Regions from separate parts of the Homo sapiens genome. Here regions 2 and 3 are each linked to region 1. A link is a loop called in an ENCODE intact Hi-C map of the cell type or tissue named here. Cell type or tissue: endothelial cell of umbilical vein. All regions are shown on one strand.

Evidence for each region. Peaks named below come from ENCODE experiments on the same cell type or tissue, not always from the same donor. Only the 100,000 strongest peaks of a DNase experiment are listed, where the experiment ranks them.
Region 2: a loop joins it to region 1, with 3 times the contacts of the local background. A loop is called at or near these places in 2 of 110 quality-filtered maps.
Region 3: a loop joins it to region 1, with 4 times the contacts of the local background. A loop is called at or near these places in 4 of 110 quality-filtered maps.

The regions. Positions count from the first base shown.
Region 1 is chr5:169,984,998-169,992,997 of GRCh38, forward strand. DOCK2 (dedicator of cytokinesis 2) reads left to right here. Exons shown (of 52, transcript NM_004946.3): 29 at 831-925. Among named protein-coding and RNA genes, the nearest start is that of INSYN2B, 8.5 kb to the left of the region's middle. In endothelial cell of umbilical vein, no CTCF peak of the experiment used is centred here; a DNase peak (open chromatin) is centred at 4,114; H3K27ac peaks cover 2,337 bases.
Region 2 is chr5:170,049,766-170,057,765 of GRCh38, forward strand. It overlaps DOCK2 (dedicator of cytokinesis 2), which reads left to right. Exons shown (of 52, transcript NM_004946.3): 41 at 491-632; 42 at 5,540-5,621; 43 at 6,919-7,003; 44 at 7,815-7,901. Among named protein-coding and RNA genes, the nearest start is that of MIR378E, 25 kb to the left of the region's middle. In endothelial cell of umbilical vein, no CTCF peak of the experiment used is centred here; a DNase peak (open chromatin) is centred at 4,336.
Region 3 is chr5:170,067,149-170,075,148 of GRCh38, forward strand. It overlaps DOCK2 (dedicator of cytokinesis 2), which reads left to right. Exons shown (of 52, transcript NM_004946.3): 45 at 362-538; 46 at 1,989-2,072. Among named protein-coding and RNA genes, the nearest start is that of FOXI1, 35 kb to the right of the region's middle. In endothelial cell of umbilical vein, CTCF peaks have their summits at 3,841 (motif pointing left) and 4,044; DNase peaks (open chromatin) are centred at 823 and 3,833.

The DNA.
Region 1 (8,000 bases):
AACCTCCGCCTCCTGGGTTCAAGTTATTCTGCCACAGCCTCCCGAGTAGCTGGGATTACAGTGTCTGCCACCACACCCAGATAATTTTTGTATTTTTAGTAGAGACCATGTTGGCCAGGATGGTCTCAATCTCTTGACCTCATGATCCACCCTTCTCAGCCTCCCAAAGTGCTGGGATTGCAGGTGGGAGCCACCGTGCCTGGCCTCCAGATTTTGCTTTAATTTGTGTTTTCCAAAGATGGAGAAAAAGTATGGCTCACTGCAAAATCTAGTGAAGGGTGCTGAAGTCCGCTAAGAACCTCTTCAAAGGAGAGGAAGAGTTCCTGTCATTGTGTCTCAGCTAATCTGCTCGTGTGTGTGTGTGTGTGTGTGTGTGTGTGTGTGTGTGTGTGTGTGTATGTGTGTGACATATGAATTAGCTGTATTTACAGCACTGCTAATTAGATGTTCATTTTAATAAGAGTTTATTTGCTCAATGACCTGAGATGCTTTCATACAGTGAGATTATTTCCTTCTCAAATACATATTTGTGAAAATGATTATAAAATTGCCACATCAATGAGTACATTTACTTCTTTATTCCCAAAGATGGAATTAATAGTGCTTTATTTTGAGAACATTTTCGCATCCCATATTCATGTTCCACTGACATTTGGGAAACAGCATTCCAGCATTCAATCTTTAAGCTTCCATTTAATTTAGTTAATGAAAGGCTGTGTCCCTTCCCTTTTCCTCCCTCCAAAATATAATAGCAAAAAAATTTGAAGAGCCAACAAGCTCTGAGTTCCTGTAAAACAGGATGACATGTGTGCTGTGCTTCATTGTTTCAGGACTTCTTGATGGAGACCTTCATCATGTTCAAGGACCTCATTGGAAAGAACGTGTACCCTGGAGACTGGATGGCCATGAGCATGGTTCAAAACAGGTGAGCTGCTACCTGCTTCCGCAAAGCTACCTTACCCAGCCCTCACTTCAAAGATCACTTATTTTGGGTTAAATTAGGGACAATTTCTCCTTGCTGAAAAGAAATTAAAGTGTTAAGGCATGCTTTCTTTCTATCTTTAAACCCAGGGAAGGACTCCTCACCAATCGAAGCTACTCAAAAAATCGTCTCCAACTTCTCCATTTTTCAAATCCCAGTTAGAATATCATACTTCATCTCTGAAGCCTTTCGTTCACTCTTGGGACAGGAGATCTTAGAAAAGCATTTTAAAAATATATTATTTTAATTTTTAAAAAGTAATAAAATATATTCTGTGACATGGTAAAATAAGTTTAGGAAGCATTAAATTAAACAGATTTGAACAGATTTCCATGCTGCAGGACTTCTTCAAGCTTTTAATTTGCTAATGTGATTTTTTTCTAAGAGGAGGATTTAGGGTACAGCATTCCATTTGCCCATCCATTTGCACATAGGATGTGCATTTGGTGTGTCTATGTGTGTATCTATAATACCCGTTAACATCTCCTACACTATCAGTGTAACCCAAGTATAGCTTAGATGTCCTATGGCCCAACACAACAAGAGATAAAAGTAATTCTAAACAATTTCAGTCTCTGCTCCTAGGTTTCTTATATCATTTCACCAAAGTAAAATCCAAATTATAACATTCATTAATCTTTTCTAATATTCCCTTGGGTTTATTTCTAATATTCCTTGGATTTCCCCAAGCCTCTCTCAGAACCTGATTCTCAAATCCTGCCGATCAGTTCCTTTAAAACAGCATCTTTTTGGTTCTTCTCTTTTCTTTCTCCCTGCTTTCCTTTGGCTTATTTTATTTGTTTTAAATTCTTTCATGGAAAGCCCTTCAACTTATACTGGTGTCTAGTTTTATCTCCCTCTACCTATTGTTCTTGTTTTATATCAAAAAACCAAGCATTGTCTGGCAAAGATAGAAATATCCCTAGAGGGCAGAATAAGGGGAGAAGTTAAAAAGACAAAATCAGAATTCTCTGAAGTGGAAGGGAAAGAGCAAACACTAACTCAAACTTGCCCAAGCAAAAAGAGAATGTATTGGCACAGATAACTGAAAGAGCCCTGAGGTGTGGCTTCAGGCATGGATGTATCTAGGTGCTCAAATAGCAATGTAGGGAATCTGTGTGTGTGTCTCTCTCTGCTTTTTCTATTTACTTGATTCTCAGGCAGATGCTCTCTTAGTGGGGAAAATGGGCTCTAGAAGTTGCAGATATATTCCTTGTTGTATTTTCAACCACAATAGAATGAAAAGGCTTCTTTTCCTATAGGTACAGAAAAAATCCTGAGGCCACTCTTCAAAGGTCTGGCCTGAGCTACATGCCCATCCATGGACCTCTGCGGCCAGCCAAATGAAATGTGCTATTAAGTCAGGCTTGGATTTCATGACCCGCCTTTGGAACTGGGTCAGTTCTACCAAAACCACAAAGTCAGGGAATAAGGAAAGAAGCAGAGAGAGTAGTTCTTCAAAGGAAAATCTAGAAGTTGTTACCAGAAAGAGGACTAAATAATGGGCAGGTGAATGCACAGATGTCCAGCCTTGATCCAGGGTCTTGGGGTTGGAGCCCTGGCCAGGCAACTTCCCCTTCTGAGCTGTCCACACGGTCCTTCTGGAAGAAACATGTGCTGGGTCCCATGGGAGTGCTTTGAAGGAATATTTCCTCCTGAAATCCCAGCTTCATTCAAACTTTAGTCATTTTTGGGAGAGGCCCCCAGAAATGATACAGTAATCCTTATTTCTTTATACCTAGAAAATTAGAATGTAATTTCCTAACGGACCTAATACATTGGAAATCTCTCCTAAATAGAAATCATAGATTTGTATCTCTTAAGGGTCAGCCAAGTACTTATGTTTTGTACATTAAAGAAAAAAGTTAGACTCTAGAACACAGCCTGGGCTTCAGACTCTTTAATTCTGCCACTTTCTCTTTCTTGGGAAGTCATTTAACCTCTTGGAGTGTTAGTTTCCTAGTCTGTAAAATGGGGATAATGGTAGTTTCTATTTCATGAAAATTGCTTTGTGTGTACGAGGATAGAATGAGTTACTCCTTAGCACAGTGCCAGGATCAAGGAAAATATCAATAATAATAGCGTTGCCATCACTAGGTGATGACAACAAACTTAGCTTTAGACTAAAGAAGCATGTGTTAATGTCAACCAGAAAAGATTGCTTTTTTCTGCTTGCAGGCACATAGCTTAGTTCGAAGATTTCCTGCATCTTCTGGCCAAAATGATCTCTTATGTTTATAGAACACATGAAATGTTCTCACTATTTTTGCATTTTGTATATTATAATAGCTAACATTTATTAAGTACCGAGATCCATCACTGTTGCAAAGGCTTTACATGAAATTAGTTCATTTAATCCTCCCAACAACTTTATAATGTAGAACAACTATAATCCACGCATTATATAAGAGGAAGCTGAGGTACAGAATAGATAAGTAACATACTTCCTGTTGCATTGCTGAAAAGAAACAGAAGCCATTTCATTGAAAACAATGCTCTTAATCTCTGTATTATTATTATTATTATTGTTTTATTTATTTATTTATTTTTGAGACAGAGTTTCTATCTTGTTGCCGAGGCTGGAGTGTAATGGCATGCTCTCAGCTCACTGCAACCTCCGCCTCCTGGGTTCAAGTGATTCTCCTGCCTCAGCCTCCCAAGTAGCTGGGATTACAGGCATGCACCACTATGCTCAGCTAATTTTGTATTTTTAGTAGAGAAGGAGTTTCTCCCTGTTGGTCAGGCTGGTCTTGAACTCCCGACCTCAGGTGATCTGCCTGCCTCGGCCTCCCAAAGTAATCTCCATATTATTAAGTGCATTTTGCCCAGAGAGGTGAAATGACTCTCCAAGGTCATGCCACTAGTGAACAATTTCAACCCAATTTAGATAAACAGAACAGGTACCATGACTTATGCCAGACCAGTGTTCCCCAGAATACCATTTTCTTTTCTCCAAAAAGGTGCAACTTATTCATGTGGTCAGGGCCAACTTCACTTGTCAGTATGTCTGGACATTCCAACTAACTTTTCTTCCTTCCTTCCATGATCTGTATGTTATGATAGTTGGCCTGTTTTTATAATTTTTCTATTATCACTTATGATTTCTGTGTTATGTATGCATTAGTCATCTATTATTTACTTATCTGTTTGTTGGAAAAGGGAGTGGAGTTTTCTAGATTTTAATGTCTCCCCAGCTGTGTACTGTTTGCGTATGCAGACATAGTGACACATCTCCTGCAAGAAATACTTCCTGTTAGAGTGTTTTTCTTTTTGGTAAGCTGCAACACAGTAAGATCTGATTTACATGATGTTGTTAATTTTTAAATGATCAAGTTCTTTATAATGTTGTAAATGAACAAGATTATGCCTAGAAACCTCTTTTACCTCTCTTCCATCTGCACCTCACTCTAGAAATCCAACATTTTGAGGAGGCTTAGGATTTATGCATAGCCCTAAAGTTACCCTAAATGCAGCCAACCACCAAATATTTATTGAATTTCATGAGCATCCAGGGTTGTAGGCAATGGACAGGCCAATTTAAGCTATGGTCCCAGAAGGCAGAGGGCTTACGGTCTAGCTGGGGAAACAATAAATATTCCCATGGAAATGCAAGCTGCAGTTGCTGTCATGAATTTGGAGCCCAGACAGAGACCAGAGGCAGAACAGGGCAGTTAGGACTTATGGCTGCCTGGATTCAAATTCCATCTGAGCAAGATCCTTCACCACTCTAGACTCTGTTTTCCTCACTGTAAAATGTGGCTAATAATGATACCTACCACAAGGATATTTGTGGGAACTAAAATGAAGTAATATGTAGAAAGTAGTTAGAATAGTGTTTGACACATAGCAAGCGCTTCATAAATGTTAGTTATTTTTATTTTATATTTCTATTTCTATGGTTTGGGTATAGCCAAACTACTTCACTGAAGCAGCAAATCTGGGCTGGATCTTGTCTACCTTTTCATATGGTAGTTCCATCAGTGTGCTGATGAATCACTGACACCCATTTTCCCTTCATCCTACCTACCTTAATTTGTAGTGATTATTCGTTTTTGGGGTCCCCACCTCCTCCAATCCATGTAATCCAGAAAGAAAGAACCCTCTTAATGTTTTTTTTTTTCTTCTTCTTTTTCTTTTGAGACAGAGTCTCACTCTGTCGCCCAGGCTGGAGTGCAATGGCACGATCTCAGCTCACTGCAACCTCCACCTCCCAGATTCCGGTGATTCTCTTGCTTCAGCCCCCTCAGTAGCTGGCATTACAGGTGCACGCCACCATGCCTGGCTAATTTTTGTATTTTTAATAGAGACAGGGTTTCACCACATTGGCCAGGCTAGTCTCGAACTCCTGACCTCTGGTGACTCACCTGCCTCAGCCTCCCAAAGTGCTGGGATTACAGACATGAGCCACCATGCCCAGCTTACCTCTTCATGGTTTCATTAATCAGCAAAGAACACCTAATCCTGACATCCAGCTGGCTGCAGGATCCCGATCCCAGAGCCTGCTGCATCCCTAACTGGAATCCCAAATTATGCAGAAAATGTTTCCGGGCACTTGGGGTGAACCGTGTCCTGTCACTGAGCTGGAATATGCTGATTCATTCGAACCTTTTGGCCCATGGAGCATTTTGTGTGTTGTAAAGGAGGCACTGAAATGCTCTGTGGGAGAATAGGTATCCCAGCGGCTCAAGAGGAGGGATGTCTGTGTCTCCCAGCCAATGCTTTTATCTTTAGTTCTAACCAGTAGAATCAACTACATCCCATGAATGACAGGGGATTGGGATTTGGAGTGGCCTTTTCTCTCCCTTGGTGAATCTCACCAGATAGGGCATGTCCGCCTCCTCTCCCCTCTTTTGTTCACATGATACTGCCTGTGGGCATGGTCCACGCTGTGTTGTCACATGGGAGTATTATCAGCCTCATATCCTCCTGCCCCAGAACTTCGAGGCCATGGGCATTTAAGGATAACCATAACAACAACAGCTGACATGTACTGAGGACATCTGTGTGCCCAGGCACTGGGCCCCTGCTTCATGTACTGCAGCTCATTTAGTCTTCACACATGGCTCCTTTTACAGATGGGGCAGTTGAGATTCACAGAGGTCAACCACCCAGCCCACGGCCGCAGCTCAGAAGAGTGGCTGAGTGGGAAGGTGACCCTGGCAGGCTTGCAGCGCCTGTAGGACTCTGTGTGCACCTTCCATTCCTGGGCCTGGGCCAGGGAGTAGTACATGTAGTGTGTATAGGCTTATTCTCGGCTGCCTCCTGACACCAGGATTTGTTCTGCCACATGAAGAGAAGTAGGAAACTGGGGACTTGAGCCAGCAGGCTCTGTGAGGCCTCACATGGAACAGTTTTGAGGGTAGCAAGCCTGGGTTTGGCTCCTCTTTCTGCCAGCTTCTTCCTACTCACAACAGCTGACTTATCTGTTCCCTGCTCTATTGCATATGGCTTCTGGTTCCTCATGGAATCATCTGCCCATGGCTTCTGCTCAAGGCTCAGACTGCGTTCTCCCTCCTTGTGGGCTATTTGAAAGGATGGATCTACTTCTGTCCAGGCTTGGGTATTTCCATTGCACAGTGCTATATCCATAAGACCACCCATGGGCTGCTGGCCAGCCCATACAAGACTGCTTTGAGTCACGTGTTGGCTCTGGACCCAGTCAGCTGTAGGCAGGCAGCAGAATGATGCGGACAAAGTGCGAAGGGCTGCGTGCATGGCAGGCATTAGTGGAAGCATGCCAGTGCCGGAAGTTCAAGGAGCCAGTGTGTCCTTCTGGTTAACTGAAAACACTTTAGAGAAAGACAGACCTGAGTTTGGGTCTGGACTCTTCTGCTTCTTTGCTGTTTGAATGTGGGGAAATTATTTGCTCTTTCTAAGACTCAGTTTCCTCTTATGTTTAATGGGTATAACAGTAGCTCCTATTTCAGTTTATAGAATTAAATGAAATAATGTTTGTAGAACTGTTAGCACAGGCCATATGAATTATGGCAATTGATGCTTCCATCATTGTCATTATTAATAAAGTGAGCTCACGGCTTGGATTGAACAGAACTACAGAGATGTCCCTGTGGACAGAACTGCCCTGTGGTTAAATACCTAGATTCTGCAGGCCGTGTAACTTCATGTAAATCCTGATTTTACATGTACTGGCTGGGCTATTGGGAAAGTTACCTAAACTCACGTCTCTAAAGTGGAAACCATATCTAACTCAGAGATATGTGAGCATTAGAAAAACAAAAGCAACAGAGGAAAGAATCCATGCAAAGCCCTAGCATGGAGCCTGGCAGGCAGTTGAAAACCATGGTTGGGATTGTTCTTCCTCCTATACAGCCGCTAAGCAACACAGACGAGACACAGCAAGTGCTAGGTTGAGATCTGATAACGAACTTTGTTTTCAACAATTCAGGTTCATTGTTGAGAGTAATAGAGTTGAGTGTGTTTTCGTCCTAACCCACTTTACCATATGAGTGCTTAGGCTTTAAGTACAATTATTGTTGTTGTTTTGAGACGGAGTCTCGCTCTGTTGCCAGGCTAGAGTGCAGTGGTGTGATCTCGGCTCACTGCAACCTCCAACTCCCTGGTTGAAGCAATTCTCCTGCCTCAGCCTCCCGAGTAGCTGGGATTACAGGCACTCGCCACCACGCCCAGCTAATTTTTGTATTTTTAGTAGAAATGGGGTTTCACCATGTTGGCCAGGCTAGTCTCGAACTCCTGACCTCATGATCCACCCATCTCGGCCTCCCAAAGTGCTGGGATTATAGGCGTGAGCCACCGTGCCCAGCCAATTACTGTTTTTAAAAAAAAAACAAGAAAAATGAGAAGAAAAATGCCTTACTTTTCCAAACCCAAACATGGGCACCCAAAGTTAAGTGATATTCTGATTTCCAGTGTGTGGCTATGAAAGACTCTAGAGAAAGGGAGGAACTTTGATTTACCTGCTACTAATCCCCATCATCAGCACAGGGGCAAATCAATTCGCGGTCATTAGGCTGGCCTTTGAGGCTGGAGACAAGTTTAA
Region 2 (8,000 bases), 65 kb after region 1:
GTTGAGAACCACTGATCTATAAAAGACTAACATGGTCAGGAAGGATAAAGAGTGTGTTTTCACAGGCTTAGAGCCAGAAGCCAGGTGATGAGGATATGAATGCTGAACCATTCCAGCCCACAGGTCCAGCCCACATGGCCCATTACAGGCAACGGGGAAATGTTGTGGCCATGTATATAGGAGAGTGGGTGTGACACAGTGAAACCTGAGTGAGTAATTATTCTGGAAGCTGTACATAGGATGGTAAGAAGAAGAAAGTTCTCAGCATCCATGATCTTCCCTTCCTCTAGACCCAGACCCTTTAAAGTAGTGATGGCCTCTGCTAGGTCAGTGAGTTGAGCCCTTCCTTTCCCTGTGGGGAAACCAAGAGGAGAGTGATGCACTGGACATCCCCATGGACCGTGGTCATTTTACAAGCTCCCCAGCTTTGCTTGGCCCCTTTCTTCACACCTGGGTCCCCAAATCTCTAATGAGCATCCTTTCTCTGCAGAACAAAGTGTTCATCTACCGCGGGAAGGAATATGAGCGAAGAGAAGATTTCCAGATGCAGCTGATGACCCAGTTCCCCAATGCAGAGAAGATGAACACCACCTCTGCCCCGGGAGATGATGTGAAGAATGCCCCAGGCCAGTGTATCCTTGGAGAATGCCCTAGCCAAGGGGCCAGACCTGAGCAGCCCTGCCAGGGCTGCAGCCCACAAAGACCCACCTTAGAGCTCAGGGCTGCTGCCAGAATCATTGCAGTGGCGCCATGTTGCAGGAACATGCAACATGTTCTTTGGATCCATGTTCTTTGGATCCTTTTCTGGACTCTTCATGATCCTGGCATCTTGAGCTCTGTTTGCTTTGGAAAATTTGTCTCCCTTTGGTGCTTTTCAAAAAGTGCATGAATGTGAGCTAGAATGTCAACTGTATAAGGAAAGACGCTTGCTCTGGCGTGCTCCAACTTGCTCCCTGCAGTAAGTTCCCATCTCCCACGGTGCCTGGTACAGAGTGACTCCCAGTAAATATTTGAGATGAGATCCAAAGAACCTATCTCAATACATTGTAAATGTTGCATGCATTGATTAATTCACTCACTCACTAATTCATTCTTATATTGAATACTCTCAAGCCCTGACTCTATGCTAAGCAAGGTGCAAGGGACTGGAGATTTTCATTCACAAAGTGGTCCTACGTTCAGGGAGCTTACAGTGTAGCAAGTAAAAGAGGCGTTAAGTGACTAATTGCACTATTCCATATTTATTTACAAAAATATAATCTGTGCCTTGAGGAAGCCATGCAGAGTACTGTGGTTGGGAAAGGAGAGAAGGTTTCCTTGAGGAAGGTGATGTTTGAGATTACTAGCAACCAAAGCTTAGCAGGAAGTGGGGAGAATATCCCAGACAGAAGGAAGAACACTTGTGTGCAGAGGCCTTTGGCAGGAAGGAGCATAGCAGGCTCCACAAACTGAAATGACGCCATATTGCCATCATAATAAAATCAAAACTGCTAAGCAAGGCCTGCAAGGCCATCCATGATCTGACCCCTGCCTGCCTGTCCAACGTCAGCCCCACCCCCATCCTTCCTTCCCTTTCTCACATCCCTCTGACCACAGGGTTCTTGTTTCTGTTCCTGTGATATGCCCAGCTTGTTCCTGCCTCTGAGCATTCATGTTCTCTGTTCCCTCTGCTTTGGATGCCCTTCCTCAGCTCCTTACATGACTAGCTGTCTCTTACCCATCAGATCCTAGCTTGGCGTCACCTTCTGGAAGAGGCCTGCCATGGCCTTTCTATTGTCTAATGTGGCCTTCTCTGAACTCTTCATGACCCTGGTATCTCAAGCTCCGTTTTCTTTGGAAAATCTGTCTCAATTTGCCATTATCTCTGGTGCTTTTTAAACGTGCATGGAGGTGAGCTAGAATGTCGGCTCCACGAGGGAAGATGCTTGCCCTGGCTTGCTCCCTGCAGTTAAGTCCCCCACTCCCTCGTGCCTGGTACAAAGTGACTCCCAGTAAATATTTGTTGATTAATAGAAATAAAAAGAAAACAACACAGAAAGAGGAAAGAAGAAAAGAGATAAATAAATAGAGAAAGGGAGGAAGGAGGCAGAGAAGTAGCCAGCTCACTTGGAGTACATAGTACACAGAAGTCACATGGGGTGATATTAGGGTGCCGTATAAGTGGGTGTCAGTGTGGCCAAGCATGGTCTTTAGTGGGCCAGCAGCCAGTGCTGGGCAACAGACAGGATTCGCATGGCAGGGAGCATATAAATGCAAGGATAGGGCCAACTGCTGAGCCAGGGAGCACATTAACTCAGCCTAACTCCCAGCATTGCACCGTTTAGCACAAATTAAGTTACAGCCTTTAAAATGGGGTTGACAGGTCGCAAGTCTGGTCTGCTCAGTCTGCTGTACTTTAATCCAAATATTCTTCTCTCCGGTGGTAAATATTCATCTGTAACCTTTTCATTATGCTTGCCTGCCCTGCGTACCTGCTCTACCATGGTTATTTGCAGGATCAAATGCAACTGGTGGTGGGCTGGGCTGGTTACAAATATGAATTTGGTTATAGGCGAGACATAGGATTAGTTCTAAGGCTTTTCTAAGTGGATCTCCTGGGATTGAACAGCTCTGTGGCCTTTTAACATGAGGCAAGGGAGAGAGTACGTGTTCCTGGGACACAACATCTCCCCTGGTTCAGTGCCAGGAGGCAGGTGCAAAAGAAAAGGGGAAGGGCTAATATTTGCTAAATGTCCTTTTCTTGAGACTGAGGGCTTTATATCCTATAAAACCCTCTAAGGGGAGTGTTAATTTTCCCTATTTCATGGACAAGAAATATGTGGGGCAGAGATGTAAAGTGGTTTGCCTAAGGTTACAAAGCTAGTTAGTGATGGAACTGGTACTTGAACCCCATGATCTGTCTGTTTCAAAAACTATGTTCTAGTACATCATCCTTTTTAAAAAGATTGATGAACAGCATTCTCTTTATTAACTGTTTACCATGTACTAGGCATTTTACACGCATTGTTGTTTTACCCTCCAATACTTATACAAGTTAGGTATTATTGCTTTCCTGCATTTTGCTAATAGGAAAACTGAGGCTCACAGAATTTAAGCAGCTTGCACAAGGTCACAACTAGGAAGTGATGGAGCTTGGATTTGAACTCAGGCCTACTTTTTGACAAAACATTGAGTTCTTAATGCTCTCTTCTCTTGCCTTCACTTGTTAAAAAGCTGATAAGCAGTCTGAGAGGGTGACAGATCTCATTTCTCACTTAGGTATCCAAGTAGGAAATGATAATTGAAAGCCAAAGTCTCTTTGTAGGGAGTCTGCAGTTGCCCAGCCCTCTGGGGCCCCAGTTCCGCGCATACATTCAGCCTGTGGCATAACAACCTCACCAGCCATCCTCCTGGTACAACTTCAGGGGACTTGTGTCACGGGCTTCCCTAGGACAGATTTGGATTCTCCTCTTGGGCCAACACCAGTGGCTAAGATCAGTAAACATGACCTAGAACCTTCTCTAAAACAGGGGTCTGCAAACTTTCTGGAAGGGATCAGATGGGCAGTATTTGAGTCTTTGTGGCCCATGCAGTCTCTGTCACAACTACTCAGCTCCGCTGTTGTAGTGGGAGAGCAGCCACTGAAAACCCAAAAATGCGCGGGTATTGCTGTGTTCCAATAAAACTCTATGGACACTAACATTTGAACTTTCTATCATTTTCACGTTACAAAATACTCTTTTTCCCTCCATTGAAAACTCTTCTTAGCCTCTGGGCCTTACAAAAACAGGCAGTGAACCAGATTTGACCGCAGGGCCATAGTTTGCCAACCCCTGCCCTAGACTTAATCCAGAGTGATTTTCTTCCCAGAGCAGGCTGTTGGCCACATGGCTTGAGAAAGAAAATGGTTTTCCTGAAAATCATAGAAATACCTTCACTGAGATTTATTCATTCGTGTTAAACATTGCCATCTCTTAAGAAGAGAAATCTATTTAAGGCAGAAACAGGCATCAGAAGTAAATCAATGAAACACCTAACTTCTTAGCATAGAGTAAGTTCATCAGACAGAGGCAATTCAATTTAATTTGGAACTAGGTTTTGGTCATTTCTTATGTGTGAAAGAACCATAGTCTCTGCCATGAAAAAGCTCACAATCTGGGCAGGATGGAGGGTGTGAGGTGGGCTGGGGGGATGAGGAAGCCTACAAGGAGCTGGAGGGTGGATCCTAAGAGAAGCAAAGACGAAGGCTGTGGAAAGCCAAAGGAAGGAAAACAACTCCTAACTGGGGGGTGAATTGTTTTCATGGACTGTGGTATTTGACATCTGTCCAAAGGGTTCACAAGAGAGGGATGCTGATAAGGGAAAATGTTCCAAGGAAAGGAAGTAGTAGGATCCATTGGATATCCAGATAATGATGAAAAAATGGGTGAAGGCCATACTGGCCTAGCTTTGAATGCTAGCCAGAGGAGTTCTTGATTCCTTAGTTGGCAGACATGTCAGGCCCAGGAAAAGATTTTTTGGAGTCATGGTGGTCATTGGGTAGAATAGAGGGAGGAAAGACCTTGAATACCTAAATAAAAGACGTGGGTAAAGAAGAAATGGGAGGTAGGGAAAGGGAAGAGGGGTCAGGAGTGGGACCAGTGACCGCTGACTTTTTTCATTCAGTTTGCCATATTGTCAGCTTAAAAGGACTAAAGACAGACCTAGAAGAGGCATGACAAGGGTCTGACCCACATAGTGCTTTTCCAATATCTGTGCCTGTTGCAGGCATCACTAATCCACCATGGGACTCTTTTCCACTGTCTGAACACAGCTCCTTACCATCCTGCCATAGGCAGTTGCTTTCAAATTTTCAGAGTTGGGGTGCAAAATGACATTTATTTGCATATTCTATAGCAGTGCTTCACAAATTTTAGCATGCATATGTTTCACCCAAGGATCTTTTACAGATCCGGACTCAGTTGGTTCTCAGATAGTCCAGAGTCTCCACTTCTAACAAACTTACGGGTAATGCTGACACTACTGGTCAAAGGGCCGCCTTTGAGTAGTGAGTCCAGAGTGAAAGAATTCTGAGCTTAGAGTTAGAAGACCTAAATACAAACTCGGATCTGTTCTTACAAGTTGTGTGACCTTCAACAAGTGGCCTGGCTTCTCTGGCCTCGAAGGGGACAATTTAGGTTAATAAGGCAACTCAGTGGAATTGAGGAGATCAAATGAGATCATGGGAAGATGTACTCTGCAATTGATTTGAGAGCTATAAATTCATTCAATAGTATTATTATTAATGATAATATAGCAATGATGATGATTAAACACCACTAGACAACTCTGTTTGTAGGGGCTGAGCCCTGGCATAAGGTTGCAGGGTGACAGCACTGATAAGGACCTCAGTGACTAACTAGTCATTAGTGCCTAGTGGGCAGCCAGCAACCTGAGGTTCATCATTCAGTAAAAATGTGGCCCCATAAAGGCTGGCCTGGAAGGTCTCAGCAAGGACCAGCTATACTTAAAACTGTCCCCGCAGCCAACAGATATAAGTCCTTAACTACAGGGATTCCAGATATCCAGTGCTTCACTGTCCAGCCTGTCTTGGATGAACATCCCAGGTTCAAGAATAAGCCAGTGCCTGACCAGATTATAAAGTAAGACTCGTTGTCCACAGGGAAGAAGGATGGGGAAGAGAACCCATTGGGGCCACCAAACTGAGCTGGTGGCAGAACAGACCCCAGTGTCTTTCTAGTTCCTTCTCTATCTTAGCCAGTTTTTCCCCCCTTTTCCTCTTGGGCAAAGAATCACCCTCCAATTAGCTGGGCTCTGCCCCTGACAAGGCTGAAGCCAGGAAGGATGGGAGAGCCAGGGTTATGGCTCAGCAAATCCTCAGCAAGCATCGAGCATTTGCTCAACTGGATGCAGTCAGCCTATTTGTTGCTCAGGTTGATCTCAGAGTGGCCCCAGGGAGTCCACAGACAGAGTGTGGCTGGGCAAGTGATAGGCAGGGTGGAGACAGGGGGCCTTGTCCATGCTGAGCACATGCTCCCAGAGGGACATCTCCTCAGCATTTGTGAAGGTTGTACATTGACAATGGTGTGTTCAGGCTCTGATAAAGGAACAGTAGAGGAAGTGCCGTGAAGGCTGATGTCCACCTGTTCTAGATCAGATTGCAAAGTCACTGATGAGGCCACAAGGTGGGGCCTCTGTGGGACCCAAGGCTGTATGCCTCCCAGCTGCCCAGCTCATTCCCCCTACCCCATGCCCAGGTTGTAATGGAGCACTTGAGTGTCTTAGAGTAGGTCCTCCCCTCTGGATGGGACAGTCAGAAACAGGATCTGCTTTGCAAGATGAAGGACCCTTCAGGGAGAGGCAGCCCCTCCCAGCAGCCTCACGAAGTGCCACAGCAGAGCAGGTGGAGCTCAGCTTGGGTCTTAACCTCCCCTCACCTTCTCACCTTCTCAGACAGGCACCCATGAGCAGGGGACAATAACTGTGCAGCTAGCACGGTGTTCTGCTGGCCCTGAAGTTAGAATCTCACCAACGATTCAGGGAGACTGATTTAGGGGGTTGGCTGGGACACCTAAAGAAATCCTTTGAGGACACCTCTGGGAAATTAGGCTCAGACCTCAGCTCCTTTGTTGCAGATCACAGGAAATCATGACCTAGGCCATCAATGTTAGAATTCCAATTGCCTGGATACTCTAGGGGTACTATGTTCTCAAAGGGGCACAAGACCAGTCTACCTTCTAAATTGCCTTGTCAGGAAAGCCTGTGCAAAAGTCACTCTTACGGAGCCCAGAACACAGACCTTGATTTTAAATGCACCACAAGGGACTCTGCCAGGCCTGAAGTTTACTGTAATGAACCTCCCTGGACAGTGCAGGGTCAGATCGGGTGTCAGCAGCCGGGGATGGCTACCAGGAGCCTCAGCCTCTTCCTGTCTTTCAGCTTCTACAAATCCAACTACGTGCAAAGGTTCCACTACTCCCGGCCCGTGCGCAGGGGGACCGTAGACCCAGAGAATGAGTTTGCTGTGAGTATCTTCCCTACCCTTGATCATTCCCTGGAGCCACCTGGAGGAACCAGAGCATGCATCGGCCAGCCTCAGAATGGGAAGGAACTTGATAGAAAGCCAGAGAAAATAAAGCCAACCTCCATGGATACCATGACGTCCGTTCCCCAATCTCTTCCATTAGGGCCTGTGTCCTTATTTCTTGAGCCTTTTTCCCCTTAATACAGAACCCAGGCCTCATGTCAGAGGCACTTTTTCAACCACAGGGCATTCAGGCATTGCCAGCACGTAGAAACCCTCAGGCTAAGAAGGGGTGTTGATAAAATCAAACCTTCCAGCAAACACCAGTAAGAAGCCACAGCAATGTAGTCATCACTGTCCCCTGAGTGCTAGTCTCCTCTGTGTGTGTCCAGCTAGGATTCAAACAAGACTGGATTAAGGAGGTGTCTCCAAGTCTCAGCTCTTTGGCCTGGACAGTAATTCTTAATATTTTTGGAGCCACTGCCTCTTTGAGAGTCTAATGAACACTGGGAACCCTTCCCCGAGAAAACAAATGGACACATTCAATATTGCCTAAAAATTCAGACTGCTAATAAACCCAGGTTAGTACTTACTTGGCCTAAGTCCAGGGAGAGCTTACACTTAATGTTGGGAAAGAATTCTTAAGGGTAAGGTGAGAGCGTGTTTCTGGGTCTTGCAATATTTATTCTGCTTTCGGGTAGATGGGAGGCCCGGGGACCTGGCTGGGTTTCTGCCAAGCTTCTCCGATACCCAGGTTTCATAAATGTGTTTGTTGCTTTCCTGCCCTTGCCACCCCTCTGCCCACGGACAGTCCATGTGGATTGAGAGAACCTCCTTCGTGACTGCATACAAGCTGCCGGGGATCCTGCGCTGGTTTGAGGTGGTGCACATGTCGCAGGTGAGTCTGGGACATTCGTGGCAGGGCCACCCTTCCTCCGATGGGCAGGGCACAGCCAGTCTCCAAAGGCCCCTTTGACTTTAAAAAGGAGACATGTTT
Region 3 (8,000 bases), 82 kb after region 1:
TCTGGCCAATAACTCACACATAGTATCTGCCCAACCAATACTGAAAGGGTTGAATTGGCATGTGTTTCACCCAGATAATAAGAAGAGAAAACCTTCTCTGGGGCACACTCAGCAGGTACCTGACACTTCCTGCTTCTGCCTCCCCAAAGAAATCCCTTTCTCACTAAGCAGAAAGCCAGCCTGTCTCTCCCCAGAGAGCAGACAGCCCCCAGAGCTCAGTAATTACAAGATCCTGTTACAGCCCCTTAGGGAGCATTGCCTCATTTGAATTCCCACCCCAAGTGAAATCAATACCAATAATATCTGTTTTTAAAGTGACTTAACTAAGGCCCTTTCTTCTTGGTGATCTCATTTTCAACAGACCACAATTAGTCCTCTGGAGAATGCCATAGAAACCATGTCCACGGCCAATGAGAAGATCCTGATGATGATAAACCAGTACCAGAGTGATGAGACCCTCCCCATCAACCCACTCTCCATGCTCCTGAACGGGATTGTGGACCCTGCTGTCATGGGAGGCTTCGCCAAGTATGAGAAGGTGAGGATTTCTGTTCTCCAAGTCTAGGGGAGCTCGGTGAGCAGAGCAGTGGTGGGAGGACCCAGGGGGCAGATGCAGGTACATGTCACTTATCCTACTTTGACTGTCCTTGTCCCCAGAGGGACCCTCAGCTTGGTTGGCCCTCATGTTTCTATAGCCTCATGTCTTAGCTGAGCTCCTGTCTTCCTCCCAGCCTCTTTTCCATACCCTGTGCTGGGGCAGGGAGGGGCAGGAAGGGGCAGGGGTCATAAGGTCCCCTTATCTCACTGGGCAGATTCAGGTGGCTCTATTAAGGAAAGGCTCTGGGATGAGTGTGAGCCAGACCATAAAAGTACGTGCCAGTTGTATAAACCCACCTCTTCCACAGAGGATGTGAAATGATGTATACTAATGGAAAGAAATGAAACTCAGAATCTGTGAAAAGCCATAAAAACTAAGAGATCAACTCCAAAAGGGGAGCTATAATCTAGATATCAAGGTCATAAGGTCCCTCCAGAAAGCCCCACATGTTTGAGCCACAGATTTATTTTTGAGCTTCCTGGTGTTCACGGCAAAAAAGGAAATAGCATCACTTATATGAGTTACATTATCCACTGGAAGGAAAAATACCCATTTCTCAGTAAGGATACGTAGCTGTTCTTGGCATTGAAATAGAGTAGAAAGTTCTTACTTGGTTTTCACCTAGCAGACACTGAAGGAAAAATGAACTCCTCATTCTAACAAATCTTTTGATGAATTCCCTATTATCTTTCCTATGTTATCCATTGATGTAAAACTAAGAATACCACACAGTAGTATAATTTGGGGACAATAATTCCAGTCACCTAATCAATCCTTCCAACTACCCTCAGATACCCATGCAGTCATCATTGGTAACCCTTTGCTCAGCCTTGAGCAGTGATGGGATATGTCTGTTTATACATGAGCACACACTAAGGACATGAGCCCCAGAAAGGGGCTGCCAGGGTCACTTGCAATGAGGGAGGCCATGAGGTGAGCTGGAACACCCACCAGTGAGATTCCTTACTGAATTATTTTCCACAGAGCAATGTTCTCAAACTTGAAAGGAGCATCAGAATCCCCTACAGTGCTTCCTGACACACGGGTCCTCACCCCACCCCCAGAGTTTCTGATTCAGGCTGTCTGGGCTGGGGCTAGAGACTTTGCATCTCTAACAAGTTCCAAAGTACTGTTGCTGCTACTGGCTCAGGAACCTGACTTTGAGAACAGCTTCCCCAGAGTTTGCAGCCCATTCCCACTGGGTGCTGATCTGAGCCTCAAAGCAGATAAAACAATGTCAGTCTCTCCAGACCTGTTACTCTTGTTCCATCCACATGCCTGTGACCTCATCCTTGCCCCTTTCAAATTGAATCTTCTCCCAGTGCCAAAGAGATTGGCTGTGAAATGCCACATGAACAGGAAACCCTGACCTCCTATCTGTCCTCCCCAGGCCTTCTTCACTGAAGAGTATGTCAGGGACCACCCTGAGGACCAGGACAAGCTGACCCACCTCAAGGACCTGATTGCATGGCAGGTGAGGCAGCGCTGGCCAGGGGAGCATGCTGCTCTCCTTCCTCTCCCCCCACCGTGGTTCACTTGCCCCACGCTAGGCTCTAGCTGAGGCAGCCTGAATTCACATGCCCTCCTGTCCCTTGCTTTTCAGCCCCTCTTCCAACTCTGTATCACACCTGAGCAGGTTCATCCTGGAACAGAGATTTGGGGCATCGCACTCTTGGGTGTTGCATGGTGCCAGGCAGCAATGCTATGCTGGATGGTGCCAAGATTATCTTATTTGATGTTGAATTCAGGGGATGGCTTTTCACAGCGGGATGCAAATAAACACCAGGCCCCCACACTCCAAACCAGCACCTTCCCCCGACACCCAGCACAGGCCAATCTGATAATAGAAGACTTGAGCCCCTACTCCCACTTCTCCTCCTTTTAGAGCTGACCCACTTTGTTGCAATAATGCTCAGATGGATATCAGGTTTTGAAAATAATTGAGGCCTTTGTGTGGGTGGTTGTGAGTCAAAGGGTCTACATCCCACACAAGCCGCTGCTCAGCCCACGGGCTTAGAAGTTACCACCCTGCTGTTTCGGGCTGGCCACTTACCTGCCTCTCCTTCCATTCTCTCTTTGCATCCCTCTTCTTCCTGTGGACTCTGTCTTTCCTCCTTTCTCTCTTTCTCTCTGTGCATCTGTCTGTCTTTCCCTCTCTCTCTTAGAAGCCTGCACTTCTATTCCTTGCCTCTCTGTCTTTTGCCCCCCACCCCCACACATCTTACTCCTCTCTTGGCTTCTCTTCCTCTTCTGTCTCATTCTCCATCTCCCTGCAGAAGCAACAGTCGGCTAGATCCCTCTCATAGAGGCTTACACAGGGCTAGGCTTCCCTCCAGGCCCAGAGCAGCCCCCTCCTCAGACATTCGCCCACTCTGGGCTCTCAGCAAACCACCCATCAGAACACAGGGGTGGGCTCCGGAGGGCAGGAGCTGGCGGGAGGTGAGCAGTGGATGCAGGGGCAGGTGGTAGCAGCTTGCAGCTGCCTGCCCTCCCTCGCTTTCTTCTTGCCAGTCACTGTGCAAAGAAAAGCAAGCTTTTGTGGTTGGGAGTTTTTGTTACTCTAGGGAAATCAGGGAATGAGAAGCATTGGGTGCAGCCTCTTTTCTTAAAATAAGAATTCCTAATTCAGGTCCTTCTCTGCCTCTGCCAATTTATGCAAAGTGGGGCTTTAAAAATGAAACACCAAGCACTGCACAGACGCGCTTTTCCCGAATGCATGTTGTGTGTCTGTCTGGAATTTTCTCTTTCTTTTTACCTTGTGCCACCTGTGAAGCCCAAATATCCCCCAGGTCCCCAGCCTTCTGGGGTCGTCATGCCCTTTATTATTCAAATAATGATGTTCTCCCTTAGCATCCCCAGTTTGGGAAGCAGGAAGGCCAGGCTTTGACTCGTTCCCATCCTCAGATATTGCTGGGAGGCCTCAGGGAAGGCTAACATGTCATACAGATTTGCTTAGTTGTTGGATGTCACTCTGAATCTATACAATTGCCCTGGTCCTCTCCACTGGGGACCTCTTCTCCTCTGGAAACAGCTTCTCCATGCTGTGTTTACTGTACCCAAAGAATGAACTGCAGCTTCACAGCACAGCGAATACCAAGCTGTACCTTCCAAGAAAATTCTACTACTGTCTTGGAGCTTACTAGAGGGACATTACCAACAAAGCCGGAAGGCTTTGAAAGCATGTACTCTATTAGATGTGGCGGCTTCTGAGAACCGTTAGCTAGGCGCCTTCAGACACCGCCCCCTAGTGGCCGCCTTCTCCTTAGCACCACCCGCTGCTCCTGAGACCACCTATACAGAGGCCCACCTAACCCCCAAACGAGGTTGACCTCAGCCATATCCCTCCCACCCAGCGCCCAGGCACCCTAACTATGGGCACCCGCATGCAAAAGATGCAGTCCTGCTCATAGTGAAGGCAGCCTTTTAACATTATCACATGCAGCAGATTAGCTCTTCCCTACCTGTTTCATTCCGTTTGTTCTTGCAACTTATATTTATTGAGCCTCTGTTGTGTCCTAGGCAACAGTAATAGTGATGGACAAAATTGGGCCTGCTCCCTGCTCACTTGGAGCTTAATTCTATGTTGGATTTTGGTTTTGCAAAGCCAAATACACTTTGAATTTACTTAAAACACGAGAAGGTTAGATTTCAAGGGGAGTGAATGTATTTGTACCTCTAGCAACCGAACAAATGCTGAAGCCTTCAAAGTACATTTGGTGTTCAACGTTTTTGCAGATTTCAAGATCGATAGCTTGTTAATTTATTTTCTTTCTGAAGACTTTCTATTTTTTGGCATAAAAAGATGTCTATAGTATGCTCTTCTTTTAAAGCTTTTGTTGTGAAATATTATGTACAGAAAAGTACACATAAAAATATATAACCCACTGATTTATCAAAAACATACATCCGTTTGACCACCACCCAGATGAAATAGAATTCTGCTAGCTCCCCTAATCCTATCTTAGGCCTCCTTCCCTAAGAGTGAGCACTGTTCTGTTTTTATAGTAATCATTTCCTTGCTTTAAAAAAAATACTTTACCACCCAAACACTCATTCTTAAACACTATAGTTTAGATTTGCTTAATTTTGACCTACATATAAACAGAATCACATAATATACAGTCTTTCGTATCTAACTTATTTTGCCCAATGTTATGTTTGTGAAAGTCATTCATTTTGTTTATGAGTCATAACTATGATTCACATTCATTTTCATTGCTATATAGTAGTCCGTACAGCTGGCTTATGTAACTATACCAAAATGCATTTATTTATTTTTATACTAATAGAGAATTGGGTTTATTTCAGCTTGGGGCTATTATAAGTAATGCTATTCTGAACTTCCTTGTGTGTTTTTTTGGTACACATATGCAAAATTTTTGTTGGGTATATACCTATGCATTGATTTGCTTGGTCATAGCATGTGAGGATATTCAGCTTTCATAGGTACTGCCAATCTTCTATCACCATAGGTTAGGTTATTTTGCCTGTTCTTGAACCTCTTATAAATTGTATTATACAGTACAGTATGTACTACTGTATCTGTAGCTTCTTTGGCTCAATATAATGCCTTTGAGATTCCTCTGGGTTGTTACACATACTAGAGGTTTGACTTTTTTGTTGTTTCTAAGTGTCATCTATTGTATGTGTATCTAAATTACCAATAATATATCAATTTATTTATCCGTTCTGTTGGACATTTGGATGTTTTCAGGTGTTGTATATTATGAGTAAAGTTGCTATGAACATTCGTGTTTGTGCCTTTTGGTGGACCTAAGCACCCAGTTCCCTCAGTATACATGCAGTAGTGGAATTGCTGGGCCATGCACATTTAACCTTACTGGACACAAGAAGCAGTTTTTCAAAGTGGCTAAATCAATTTTCACTCCCACACAACTTCTAAGTCAGTTGATCCACATTCTCCCTGACACTTGATACTGGGAGTCTTTTTTAATTCTAGTCCTTCTGGTGGATGTGTAATGATATCTCAGTTTAGTTTTAATTTGCATTTCCTTCATGAGCAATGATGTTCAGCACCTTTTCATATGCTTACTGCTAATTGGATTACCCTTTTGTGAAATACTTTTTCAAATCTTTTACTTATGTTGTTAATTTAGTTGTCTCTTTATTATTGATTTATAGGAGTTTATATATTCTAGATATGCATCTTCTGTCAAATATATGTATTGCAAATATCTTCTCTTAGTCTGGCTTGTCTGTTTGCTTTCTTAATGATGTATTTTGATGAACAGCAGTTGTAATTTTGGTCAGGTTTAATTTATCATATTTTTAAATGATTAGTGCTTTTGTGTCCACTTTAAGAAACCGCAACTACCCCAAGATCATGAAGATATTCTCCTATGTTTTATTCTGAGTTTTTATTGTTTTGTCTTATACATTTAGGTGTATGATCCTTTTTGACTGATGTAAAGTAAGAGGCAGATTATTTTCTTACACAGATTTCCAATTTCTTTAGCACCATGTGTTGAAAAGACTATTTTCCCCCACTTTTGACCCCCCAAATTGACCATATATGTGTTTTTCTATTCTGGACTTTCTATTCTGATCCATCGGTCTATGTCCATGCTTATACCAATACCACACCATCTTAGGTCTTGAAATCTAATAGTCAGTGTACCCCAATTGTTGCTTTTCATCAAGTGTGTCTTGCCTCTTCTAAGTCCTTTGTATTTCTCTATAAATTTTAAAATAACCTTGCCAATGTTTACACACTCCTCCCAAACACATTGAGATTTGGATTAATTGTACATTAACTATTAGATTAAATTGGAGAGAATGGCTATCTTCTCATCCATGAACATGGACTAGCTCTCCATTTATATAGTTCTTTAATTTCTCTCAGCAAAATTTTGTGGTTTTCACATATTTTATTTTCTTTCATATATCTTATTAGATCTGCTCTTTGGTATTTGATATTTTAAATTCTATTGTAAATGGTATTGTTTTTAAATTTTATTTTCTGTTTGTTAACTTTTTGTAATACACTCATCTTATGATCTTTTATGTTTGTACTTCTTGTAATTATGTTTTTCAATCCTAATATTGGTTATTAGTACCTTGTATTTTCTTGATTAGTCTTCTTAGGAGTTTGTTAATGTTGTATCTTTTCAAAGAAACAAATTTTGGCTCTGTTGATCCTCTCTGTTGTAAATTTGTTTTCTATTTTTATTCGTGTCCACTCTCACCTTTATTATTTTCATTCCTTTTCTCCCTTTGAATTTAGTTCGCTGTTCTTTTACTAATATCTTGAGATGGATGCTTAGCTAATTTATTTTCTGTGTTTTCTAATATGTAAAACTAAAGCCATAAATGTATCTCCGTTTACAACCTTATCTCACTACTATTTATATGTAGTTTTTCCATTAGCTTCCTTTTTTATATAAAATCTTTGTCTTTTTCATGAATGAAGGATCTTTTCTGTTCCTATATATTAGTTAAATTTTTTAGAAAAACATGTTTTCTTAGGCTCTCTTTATTCTATTTCTTCCAAATTCATTCTGTTTTTTCTTCCTTTATTCTTTCCTTCTTTTCTTCCTTATTTGCTTTCTTCCCTATCTGTTGGTCTGGTCTCTGTCTTTCCTATTGGAGACTTTCCTCCAGTGTCTGGTGATACTTGGCATTCTCTTCATAGTTAAGAGCAAGGCTAAAGAAAAAGAAAATCTGAGTACAAGAGAGAGGGCCTTGGCAACTGGGTAGCATTGCTGTGTGGCAACGGAATGACCCACAGACGTCTCTCTCTACATGGGACCATTCACATTCTCCAGAGTCAGACCCTTCAAGCTGTTATATAGAAAGATAATCCCAGCTGCTACTCTGCTGGCCATTTGGGAATTGGGAAGTGGAGCTCTCAGGACCCAAATGCAGACTTTCTCTTCAACTTCTTATTTGCAGTCTGGCTTCTGCTTCTGCCTTCTGTTGTGCCTGATGCCCCTAAGCCCAGAGCTCCTTGTTCTAATTGTTCTAGAGGATAAACTCCTCCTTCTTGGGAAAATGGGAAAAAAGAACACTTGGCTGCAGGGTGAGGCAGTCAGGCAATCTAACTGCTCCTGATACAGAACTTCAACACATTCCTCTGTGTTTGGCCCCTCAGCTCACCCGCCTTCTCTGTAGTACCTGGTGCCTCCAATCTCTGAGGCCCTCCTGGCTTCATGTAGGCAGATTGGCTTCTTATCACCACCTCCCTCCTCTGCTCTGGAAGCTCTGGAAGGTCAGTTATGTCCTCCCACCTCCTGGCACACATATTGTGTGGCAGGTTTATGAATGTCTCCAAGTTTCACTGAAGATTTCAGTTTCTCCTTCACCTTGTCATTTCTGGGAGACCTCCAATAGAAGTAAGCAGAAATATCTTTATGTCACCATCATGAAAGCAATTTTTCCCCCA